Linked DNA regions of Homo sapiens: region 2 is linked to region 1. A link is a contact called in ENCODE Hi-C data. All regions are on one chromosome and are shown on one strand. Each heading gives the region's core, a stretch centred on a gene start or an enhancer-like site at or near the end of the contact. The rest is flanking DNA. Distances are from core to core; before and after follow the strand shown.

Region 1 (6,104 bases), core at 2,328-4,827:
TAAAAATAACAGTAATAATAATCAGTTCTGTTGGTAGTTTCTGGTGCCTGTGGTGGAATGACAAGGACACTAGCATAAGTGGCTTGTCTTCCATGGGCCAGGCTTGTGCCTAAGACTGGTCTTCCTAACACAGATGGTCCACCAGGGTGGTTGATAGGCTTCGGTCTGTCTAGAAGCACCATGCTGCTCCTGTGCTTCCAACCCAGGAGGACGCATCACACCCCCACACCACAGGGAGTTCCACGCCAGGGCAGCGTGAGAATCAGACAGACCTGGGTTCTGCCCCCTACTCAGCCACTTTCTAGCTGGGTGGCCTTGGGCAAGTTTGCTGCCTCTTCTGAGATATAAGGTCCTCAGGAGAGGGGTTGTTGTGAGGAGGAAATGGGATAATGAAGGAAAAACCTGAAGCCACAGCATCACTTGAGGCATGTTCAGCTTGCTCTTGGAATTTGGTTCCCTCATTCTCCCCAAGCCAGGTCAGAGGCCTCCAGGCCACTGTCTCCAAAGGCCCCTCTCAGACAAGAGCACTGACCCAAGGCCTCTCTCGAGCAGTCTGCTCACCTGAACGGCCCATGAGAGACAGTCTGCCATTTTAGCCTCTAACACCCACTGCTTTCTGAAGCAACAAGGCCTACCTTCTAAGACACCTGCATTAGTGGAGAGATATCTGCCATCCTGGCAAGGCAGCTGGGACCCCAGATTCAGACCGCCAAGAGTCTTGGGCCTTCAGTAGTCGGAGTCCTGTAATGAGACAGAAGCAAGAGCTCAAAGGCTCCCGCGATGCAGCCTTGGCCCAGAAGAGGATTTCCCTGTGGAAAACTGCTGGAGTGCCACCACAAGGCTGTGGGACAATAGAGAAGGGCCCGGGAGGAAGGAGTGGAGAGAAAGGGGGAGAAACAGAAGGTAAATCTCTGGAAGGACAGTTGGGGAGGAGATACGTGTATGGGCTTCGGGAACAGAGGAAAAAGGGTTTTGCTTGAGTGACCTTGGCCAAGTGTTTAAAATCTGTGTTTGTTTGGCTGCCAGAATGGAGGGAGTGACACTTTCTCTTGTGCAAAAGGTATGCTCTGGGCCCAAAGATTCAGAGGGGTGTTCCTAAGGAAGGCCAGGTGGCTCACCAGACAGGCATTTCCTTTCATCAACTCACCACAGTCCAGAATCTGTGCATGGCCTGAGAAGCTCCCAGACCTGATTTATTGGCATATGGATGGTTCACGTCTCAGGAGTTAGAGTGTCCAAGAGCACAAGAACTGGAGCATAAATCCCAGAAGGCCAGGGAGCAGACTTGATGGGTACAATGGCTCAGGGAGTATCTCCCACCCAGAGGCTTGGCATCCCAGGGACCTATGGAAGTGTCTTGCTTGTGAAGCTTGGAATAAGAGTCTATGACTTGCTTTATTGATCTTAATCAGGGTCCCCTGTCTAAGTGGCTTGTGGGCCTCTCACCATCCTTCCACAGCATTGCCACAGAAAGGTAGGTCTCTATTTGGTTAGCCTCCCTGTGTTCTCTTCAGTGTTTGGGCATCACCAAGTTCTTTGGGTTTCCTTTTCCATCCTACCAGGCCAACCACTTGCCTTCTGTTCTCCCTGCCTTTCCCAAAAGAATGGAAAGCAAATTGCTTGGTTTCCACTTTGTAATTACACTCCTTTTGGGAATGTCTCCCTGGTCACCTTGAATGGCACTGGAGGTAGCGGGGAGGGAGTCTCAAACTCTTAAGTCACATCTTCACAGACTGATTTTTATTTCACTGTAAGTGGCTGTTCTCACCCATTGTGTAAAATCTAAAGAGTCTCGTTCTCAAATGGAAACTTTATTTTCCATACCTTCATGCTCTGGGTAGGGGAGCCCTCATTATCATGTATGGATAACATTTTCTTCACAGGGTGGAGGTGAGGATTAAATGAGATAGTGGCATGGGTGTGCATTTGTATTTGAGTTCTTAGGCCAATGTCTCACAAATCACTCAATAAATCACCATCCTACAACTCCTACCCACCACATGACCAATATGTGAGAAGGGAAGAACAAACACAAGAGCCTCAGCATCTTAGTCTTTGCCAGAAATAAAGCTGGGCTATGGAATAGGAAGGAAGAGGAAGCTGAGGAACAGACATACAGTTTTGATATTTGTCCCCGCCCAAATCCTCATGTTGAACTCTGATCCCCAATGCTGGAGGTGGGGCCTGGTGGGAGGTGTTTGGATTATGGGAGTGGATCTCTCATGGCTTGGTGCTGCCTTTGCGATAGTGAGAGTGAATTCTTGTGAGAGCTGGGCATTTAAAAGTGTGTGGCACCACCCTTGCCACTCTCCCTCTCTTGCTCCTGCTCCCCCTTTGGCTTCCACCATGATTGTAAGCTCCCTGAGACCTTCCCAGAAGCCAAGGAGATCCCAGCACCATGCTTCCCATGAAGCCTGCAGAACTGTGAGCCAATGAAACCTCTTTTCTTTAAAAATTACCCAGTCTCAGGTATTTCTTTATAGCAATGCAAAAAACGGCCTAACACAAACAGTTAGTGAAAGAGGGGAGCTACAGCTCAAATTTTCTCTATTCAACACAAGATCTTTATTGCGTCTCTCCCCCTGGGCTAGACACTGTATTACAGCACCCGTCCTTAAGAAACATAATGAGGTCTAGACACATCAAAAATCCAACTATGTAATCTAAGTGTCAAGGTCTGTGGATATAAAATGGGGTCCCATTTACTTTTATTGTCCACATGACAATGACTTGGGCTCCCACCTCATCCAACCTTCCTTACAAAAGGCATTTCCCAGTTATTTGGAGCAGTCCCCAAGGGCATATCTTATATGCTCTTAAAACAACCCACTTATTTACAATCACCACACAACATCCATCATATTCTCCCTCTCCTATTTCAGGTGCCCTGTCCCATGTCACAGCCCTGGTAGCATCGGAGGGAGATTCTTAGATGCCCCTTCTGAAATCACCAGTGATCTTCGGAGGGTACCATCTCCTGATGCTCTCAATATCACCACTATCTAGAGCCCCAGATCTATGTCGGTGTCACATTTTGTCTCCTGGGCCCCAAAGCAGCACTGTTTGAGCTCGGAGTCCATAAATTATCTCACCAAGAAGACTTCAGACCTCCCATTCTTCCCCTCTATGCCTCACTCCCTGCAAGCAACTTCCCATGCCCTAACCCAGTGAGGGCGTATGTGGAAATAGCCAGCCAGCTAACCTATGCAGCTGTTGATCAACCATGCCTACCAACCAGAACAGTAAAATGGTTTTGCACCTACCTGGCTTTGAAGACAAGCAGTCCTGGGTGCCAGAGTCAGCAGCGCTCCTGTTTATTAACTATTTGACTTAGGTATACCATATCTTATACTCTGAGCTGGTTTCTTCATCTGTAAAATTGAGATAATCATGGTAGCGGCTTCAGAGAGCAATTGTAATAATTACTTGACATAAATCATGTAAAGCACTACTTCCCAAACTATTTCCCATAATATATGCCAGTGGAGGGCTCCTGTTAAATCTATGGGTTCCAGGACTTTACACCAAGCCTAGTGAATCAGATCTTCAGGGAGGGGCTCAGAATCTGTATGCTGAATGAGTGTTCCAAGTGGTTCTTTTGACCTTATGGGAAATGCTCAGTAAATAGTAGCTTTGCAAAGTCACAATTTACATTACCAATATCTATAGTCAGTTTAACAATGATGTCACAATTTCCATCAAGAACAATGAGTACAATGTTTTACTTCTGGATAACAAAAGGGCCATTCTGAGATTTTTTTTCTTAAAGCAGCAGTCTCCTCCAAAGGTAAATTAAGGTCTGTAAATTTAGATTCAGAAAATGATCTGTAAATTTTATTTTATCTTATTTTATTATTGTTTTATTTTTTGAGACAGGGTCTCACTCTGTCACCCAGGCTCAACCTTCTCATTGCAGCCTCAACCTTCCAGGCTCCAGTGATCCTCCCTCCTCAGCCTCCTGAGTAGCTGGGACTACAGGCATGTGCCACCATGCCCGGCTAAGTTTTGTATCTTTAGTAGAGACGGGGTTTTGCCATGTTGTTCAGGCTGGTCTCGAACTCCTGGGTTCAAGCAATCCTCCTGCCTTGGCCTCCCAAAGTGCAGGGATTACAGGCATGAGCAACCACACGGGCCCATAAATTTTAAATGAGCACTTATCCTGCTTTTACCTACTAATGTTTCAAAAACTTTAGGGACTGATCATATACAGGTAGCCCTATTATATCATATTCTCTGTAGGGTCCTGCATACAATAATCATCTTCAGAATTATGTTAGATTCACATACACAATGTCAACACATGTACAATTTTTGAAATACACCAGACTCAGAAACATAACCCTTGCAAACCTTGGGAAGTGTTCATATATGTTTTTATTACTCAATTTTTTCATCCTCTTAAATCTTCCACCCAACTGTGATCAATCAAGGCTATCCTTTATAATCATGGACTTTTCTGTGATCTTTTCTACAAAAACTTTCATCTCATTTCTGAAGCATCACTTCTCTTCTAATATTGTCTTGTTTTCCAACTCATTACACTGATACCTTCTCCTCAGTGTGAAATTACTGACATCGATGAGGTGTGAATTCACCCTCCTGGGTTCTGCTCCTGTACGAGTTCTCTGGAGAACCATGAGTCATGGCTTCCAGATGAGACCCTTTGCCCATTTTTGTCCATTGACTTATTGGAGTAAGCTGTCGATAAGAGTTTCTCTATGTCAAATGAGGGTTGAGCTATATTTGAAGGTTTACCCATGTTTTGTAGACTACAAGCCTTTTTCATACGAATCTTCTGATGTTCCAATTCCCTTTTGAGGTGGTCTCTGGTATCTCCACTGGCCTTTTATTTATGCATTTGCTTTTGAGAGGGGCTCACCAAATTGCCCTCCACAGACCTACTGGGGGGGCCCTGCTGGCCCCTTCCACCCACCCAGATCACAGCAGAAACATTGAAGGCAAAACTTCCAACTTGGATCCCTTCCAGGAATAATAGTAATATCAACTATTCTGCATTCTGCTCAAAGCTCTATCTAAATCATCCCATTTAATCTTTAAAATGGCCCTTCAAAGTGGATATTATTACAATACTCACTTTAAATGTTTGGTTCAAAGAACTTAAACAACTTGTTCAAGGTCATTGAGCCAGTAAGTAGCAGAGCCTGATCCTTTGGACACTAACTATAGCTTCCAGTCTCCGTACTGTTGCCCCAATTCCCTCTCACTTTTCATCTTCTTCCTAGTGACTTAATGGGAGCCCCAATCTTGCCAAGGGGAAGTCCATAGTCTTTAACACTTTCAGCCCAGCTTGGCACCGAGACCTTGCCCAGCCCAGCTGGACTTGCATGACAGAGAGGCTTTATTCTCCAGTCCTGTGTTCCTCCACAGCCATTCTCTGAAGGATGAGGTCATTCTTCATAGAATTACTTTCTGCTCCTCCAGCCATACTCCCCTAACTGCAGCGCCCCTCAACACACTGTAGTCTCCCAGTTCCAATTATCATCACCAGGCTGAGTGGGCCCTTGGAGACACCTCCAGGAAGGAGAGGACTAAGTTAAAGTCCAGGCAGCAAAGATACTGTATTATCTATCTCTGTATAACAAATTACCCCAAAGTTTAATAGTTTAAAACAAAAAACGTTATTATCTCCCAGTTTCTACGGGGCAGGAATATGAATGAGTCTTAGCTGGATGCCTCTGGCTCAAGTTCTCTGAAGAGGCTGCCATCAAGCTGTTGGCCAGGAACATGGACTCATCTGAAGACTCAACTAGAGCTGAAAGCTCCAATCCCAAGCTTGCTCACGTGGTTGTCATCAGGCGTCAGTTCCTTATGAGTTATGAGGCTAAAGATCTTAGTTCCTCGTCACACCACATAGGCCTCTCCAAAAGACCACTCACAGTATGGCAACTTGCTTCCTCTACCACATGTGATTCAGGAAAGACAGCAAGAGAGAGCACACCCAGGGTGCAAACCACAGTCTTTTTATAACCTATCTCAGAAGTGCCGTTCTATCATGAATACTGCATTTTATTTGCCAGAAGTGAATCATTAGTCACTTAGTGGAAGGAAATTACACAAGAGCACAAATAACAGGAGATGGAGAT
Region 2 (5,526 bases), core at 682-3,181, 240 kb after region 1:
TGGAATTACATCAGGAGCTGGATCAGTAGGCACCAACTCTCGGGCTTCCCAAGGCCATCGGTCTCCGATAGTGGTTCCCCCGCATACATAACAAGAAGTAACATTAAGGGAATGAGCTACATTTTCTGCTGATTGGATAAACAAATTTTTTGTCTTTTTCGGAAGTTCTGGTGCTGGCAGATTCAGCTCCTCATAAAAGGTTTGAAATACTGGCTTGGGAGAGCGCTTGTGGACCTCCCCTCTAATTAAAATGGCAACTTGGGGGTTTAACCCCGTCCCATCGATCCCCAGGGTTACACGTTCTCCCTTTTTCTAATGGGGATCTAGGGGATTGGTAATTATTAGTTCTAGTGGGTTACAGTGACCGGCAGCACAGGAAGGGTTGGCTTCCCCCTTCTGAAGATGAACCGGGTCTTTTTTGTTCTTTTTCCAAGTAGCCCAAATAACACATGGCCAAAAGGCACAATTTTCACAATCCCCTGACTCATGACAAACATATTTATTTTCTACTCTGTAGCTCCTTTCCCAGTTAAGAGAACCACATTCTGTTCCTAGTTTGTTACTATTAATGGCTGCACAAGCATCAAATCTTAAAATTATTTGTTTGGGGATTCCTTTTTCTTCTGTTCTAGTTATTATTTTACTTGTGTCACCTAGGAAAAGGCTAGTTCTTAATCTTGTTTCAAAAATGGTGGTTGCAGGGGGCTCAGATGGGTTATAACACACATCAGGTGGGTCATTTCCCAGGCTACATACCTTGTACTGAGTGGCATTATACAAACAAGTTTCTTTTAACATTCCCATATATTCATAATAACTATAGAACAGAAAGATTGTTTTAATTTGCTGTCCTACCTCAGTGACCTGATGAATACACTGGGAACAGTCCCCAGTTTGAGTAAGGTCAGTTGAAGCCCTTACTGTGTAAGTCCAGAATTTAAGAAAAATGAATCCCACGATGAGCTTCCTCATGCTTCGGCCGTGCGTGGACCAGTCAGCTTCTGGGTGTGACTGGAGCAGGGCTTGTCGTCTTCCTCAGGGTCACTCTGCAAGGGTCGTCTGGGCTTGGTCTTGCCTCCCAGGTTTCAGGTGCTGCAGGTTTTACACGGCTGTGGTGGATCCAGGCTGGGATTCCCTCTACCTTCACAGCGGTGGGAGTGGTCAGGACGACAGACTACGGTCTTTCCACCGTGGGCACAAAGAAGTTACGTTCCAGTCCTTGATCCACACTCGATTACCTGGGGAGAAAGGGTGAACTGGGGAGAATAAGCTAACAGGGCATCTCTCATTTACCCAGGCTGAGATTGTTTGTGTAATTTTTCCTAAAGCCTGTAGTTGTCGCTGTAACTCAATTTCACCTAACTCTCGGGGAGTGCCTGGAAGTCCCTGCAATATGGGAGGGGGCCTATGATACAATATTTCATAAGGGGAATATCCTGTTCTTTTAGAAGGGGTACATCTAATTTTAAATAATACCATAGGGAGAGCCTGTATCCATTTTAATCCTGTTTCCTGACATACTTTCCCTAAGCTATTTTTGATAGTCCAATTCATCGACTCCACCTTTCTGGAACTCTGAGGCCGGTAGGCAGCATGCAGTTTCCATGTGTTCCCCAATACCTTTGCCCTCTTCTGTACCAAGTCAGCCACAAATGCTGGCCCATTATCTGAGCCGATCCGTAAGGGCAGTCCAAATCTAGGAATAGGATCTCGAAGAAGCACACAGGTTACTTCACGAGCTTTCTCAGTTTGTGCTGGATAAGCCTCCACCCACCAGAGTAGGTACACACAAGAACTAGTAAATACTTGTTACCTCCACACTTTGGCATCTCTGTGAAGTCCACCTGGACATCTTCAAAGGGGGCTGCTCCATAAGCTTGTATGACGGGCGGAACAGCTGGACCTTGCTTCGCATTATGCTTTGGGCAGGTAACACACCGCTGCGTCACCGTTTTGGCAAGGGCTGACAAATGCAAGATGTAGAAATACCGGACTAACAACTTTTCAAGTGACTCCTGGCCTAGATGGGTGGTTTTATGCACAGCCAGCACAACTGCGGCTCCTAGCAGCTGTGGCACAGCTTCTCTCCCATCTGGTAACCGAATCCATCCTTCCTCCATCACTTGTCCTCCCTCTGCCTGGAGAAAGTCCTTTTCTTCTTTAGAATAAGTAGGTAAAAGATCAGGCGCTTGAGGGAGCAGGGGTGCTGTGACTGATGCCCGGAAGGGGGCAGATGCTGCTTTTCGAGCCTCTAAGTCAGCGCGGGAATTCCGCAAACCCACCAAGGTGGAAGCTCGCTGGTGTCCTCTGCAATGCATAACGGCCACCTTGTGTGGTTTCCATACTGCTTCTAATAATTGCAAGATTTCTTGTTGATATTTTATGTCCTTTCCCCCAGAGTTCAATAGGCGCTTTTCTTTATATAATGCTCCATGCACTTGAAGGGTTAAAAAGGCATACCGAGAGTCAGTGTAAATGTTGACAGTCTTACCTTCACTGAGTTCTAAGGCCTGAATGAAAGCAATGAGTTCAGCTTTCTGGGCTGAAGTGCCCTGGGGCAACGATCTGGCTTCAACAACAGTGCCCAGGGTTACCACCGCACACCCTGCAAATCTCTCTCCTTGTGGGTTGATGAAGCTGCTCCAATCCACGTATAGTTCCCAGTCTACTGATGCCCAAGGCTGGTCCCAGAGGTCAGGTCTGCTAGAGTAAACTGAGTCCAATACTTCTACACAATCATGCTTGACAGGGCTCTCTGATACCGGGAGCAAGGTAGTGGGGTTCAGGGTGTTACAAACTTCAGTGGTTATACGGGGATTTTCACAGAGCAAACTTTGGTACTTAGTGAGTCTAGCATTCGCTAGCTAATGATGTCCTTTAGTATTCGTTAAAGTCACCACAGCATGGGGGGCCTTTATGTTCAGGTTTTGCCCAAGAGTCAGCTTATCTGCTTCTTGTACTAGCAGGGCAGTTGGTGCCAAGGCCCTCAAACATGGGGGCCATCCTTTAGCAACCCCGTCTAGTTGTTTAGAGAGATAGGCCACCGGCCTCAGCCAGGGCCCCACAGTTTGGGTTAAAACTCCAACTGCCATCTTTTCTCTCTCTGACACATACAATGTAAAAGGCTTTGTCAGATCGGATAGCCCCAGGGCTGGGGCTGACATAAGTTTTTCCTTTAACTCATGAAAGGCTTGCTGTTGCTGGGATCCCCATTCAAAAGGTCCCGGTCCCCCCCACTTTGTGACCTCACACAAAGGCTTAGCTAATACTGCAAAGTTTGGGATCCACAGTCTGCAAAACCCCGCAGCTCCTAAGAATTCTCTCACCTGCCTTCTGGTCTTAGGCTCTGGCAGATTGCAAATGACCTGCTTTCTTCCTGATCCCAGGCTGCGCTCCCCCTGTCGGATAGTAAATCCCAAGTAATGTACGTGCTGTTGGCAGATCTGAGCTTTTTTCTTGGACACCTTATACCCACAGTCCTCCAGGTGCCGGAGTAGTGTGTCTGTTCCCTTGGCGCACCCGACTGCCGTGGGGTGTCCCAGCAAAAGATCAACATACTGGAGCAACACACAGCCTAGGTCTCTGGTGGGAAACTTCTGGTGGTCTCGAGCCAACACCTCCCCAAAGATGGTGGGGGAGTTCTTGAACCCTTGGGGAACCCGGGTCCAAGTGTACTGAGTAGTGACACCTGACTCCGGATCTTCCCACTGAAAGGCAAATAGCTTCTGGCTCTCAGGGGCTAATCTGATGCTAAAGAAAGCGTCTTTCAGGTCCAAGCAGGTGAAGCAGCTGTCCTCAGCTGGCAGCAACCCCAACAATGTGTACGGGTTAGGTACTGTTGGATGTAAAGTCACTGTAGCTTGATTAACCAAGCGCAAATCCTGTACCGGCCTGTAGTCCTTGGTCCCAGGCTTGGGAACAGGCAGGAGGAGAGTGTTCCGTGGAGACTGACAAGGAACTTTAATTCCAAAGGTTCTTAGGCACTTGAGATGGACCTGGATACCTTCAAGAGCTTCTCTGGGGACCGGGTACTGTTTTTGCCTAACCAGCTGGTCCCCAGGCTTAACTTCTATAAGTATGGGGGCTTGGTTGACTGCCAACCCTGGAGGGTTGTCTTCAGGCCACACTCTTGGCCACCACTTAGCCAGAGCTGGTCTTATCTCTTGGCTCAACTCAGTTAAGAAAAGTCTCCATTCCTCCTCTCGGGGGACCGTAAGGGTCATAATGACTCCCGTTCTGGGTAACTTTAGCAGCAAAGAGCCATGCTCTGTAAAAGAGATAGTGGCTCTCAGCTTGCTAAGCAAGTCCCTTCCCAACAAGGGCAAGGGACAGTCAGGCATGTACAAAAACTGATGAATCACTTTATGTCCTCCTACAGTACAAGTCCGGGGCAAGCAGAAAGCTTGTTTTGCTGAAACTCCCGTGGCTCCGATTATGTCAATAGTCTTTTTGGATAAGGGGGCGACCGGGGCGGTTACTACCGAATGTTCAGCACCGGTATCTACAAGAAAATCAATGTCTTTACCCCCAACTGTCATCCTGACCATAGGCTCTTTGGGGGCCCTTGAGCCCAGTCCCCCTCAGTCCAATAACCCTTCTGCCAGGTTGAGCAGGGCCCCTTCCTCCTTGTCTGGTGCCTCCTGCTCCAAGTCACCTTGTTTTCCTTTTAGCTGAGAGCACTTGTTCTTCCAATGTCCTATTTCTTTACAATAAGCACACTGATTACGCTGCAAGCTCTGACAGCCAGGCTGAGTTTCTTTCCCGGGGCCCCCCTTCCCTTGCCTCTTTGGGGGGTCCCCTCTGATTGCTGCAGCTAACAGATCAGCGTTTCGCTGGGCCTGACGTTCATTCTCTTTCTGGTTTTCCTTACGGCTTACTGCATCCCTGTTTACAAACACCTGGTTAGCTATTTCTAATAACTGTGATGTGTTCATCCTTGCAAACCCAGCCTGTTTCTGCAGTTTTCTTCTAATGTCTTCTGTGCTTTGAATAACTAAAGCCATGTTAATCATGCACTGATTTTCAGGGCTATCGGGATCAAAGGGAGTATACATACGATAGGCCTCACACAGTCTCTCGTAGAATTGTGCTGGACTTTCTTCTTTTCTCTGAATGACCTCAGAGACCTTGTTAATGTTTGTGGCCTTCTGGGCTCCCCTCTTTAATCCTTCCAAGAGAGCTTCCCTGTATCGGTTTAGCCTTTGCATATCCTGTCTTTCATTTGGGTCCCACTGGGGGTAGGTTCCCAGTAACTGGGTCCTTACATCCTCTTGGGGGTTTTTGTAATCAGTCGGTGCATGTTCCTCTAGCCACTTAGTTGCTGCTTGGAGCACTCTCCGCCTTTCATCTGTGTTAAAGAGGAACATGAGCAACTGGTGGCAATCAGCCCTAGTGGGGTTATGGGTCTGGATAATAGTTTGGAGCAAATCAATTAGAGCTTGTGGCTTTTCAGTATAGGATGGGGTATTGCTTTTCCAGTTGAGAAGGTGGGCAGAGGTGAAGGGCTGGTACCCAAAAACACACCTC

Evidence for each region. A loop is a pair of places that touch in the nucleus more often than their neighbours do. Pooled maps may share reads with other maps.
Region 2: a loop to region 1 is called in a pooled map, with 2.6 times the contacts of the local background. The contact joins the enhancer-like site here to the promoter of LINC01992 in region 1. A Hi-C loop is called at or near these places in 1 of 168 maps with a recorded cell type or tissue (Caco-2), 1 of 37 single-sample maps with no recorded cell type and 2 of 50 pooled maps.

Annotation. Positions count from the first base shown.
Region 1 is chr17:27,988,130-27,994,233 of GRCh38, forward strand. It overlaps LINC01992 (long intergenic non-protein coding RNA 1992), which reads right to left and starts at 3,578. Exons shown (of 5, transcript NR_146896.1): 1 at 3,264-3,578; 2 at 636-741.
Region 2 is chr17:28,232,105-28,237,630 of GRCh38, forward strand. No RefSeq gene overlaps it. Among named protein-coding and RNA genes, the nearest start is that of TMEM97, 84 kb to the right of the region's middle. Within about 2 kb of position 1,932, at least 13 of the 41 ENCODE cell types and tissues checked have a DNase peak (open chromatin) inside an H3K27ac peak, as active enhancers do.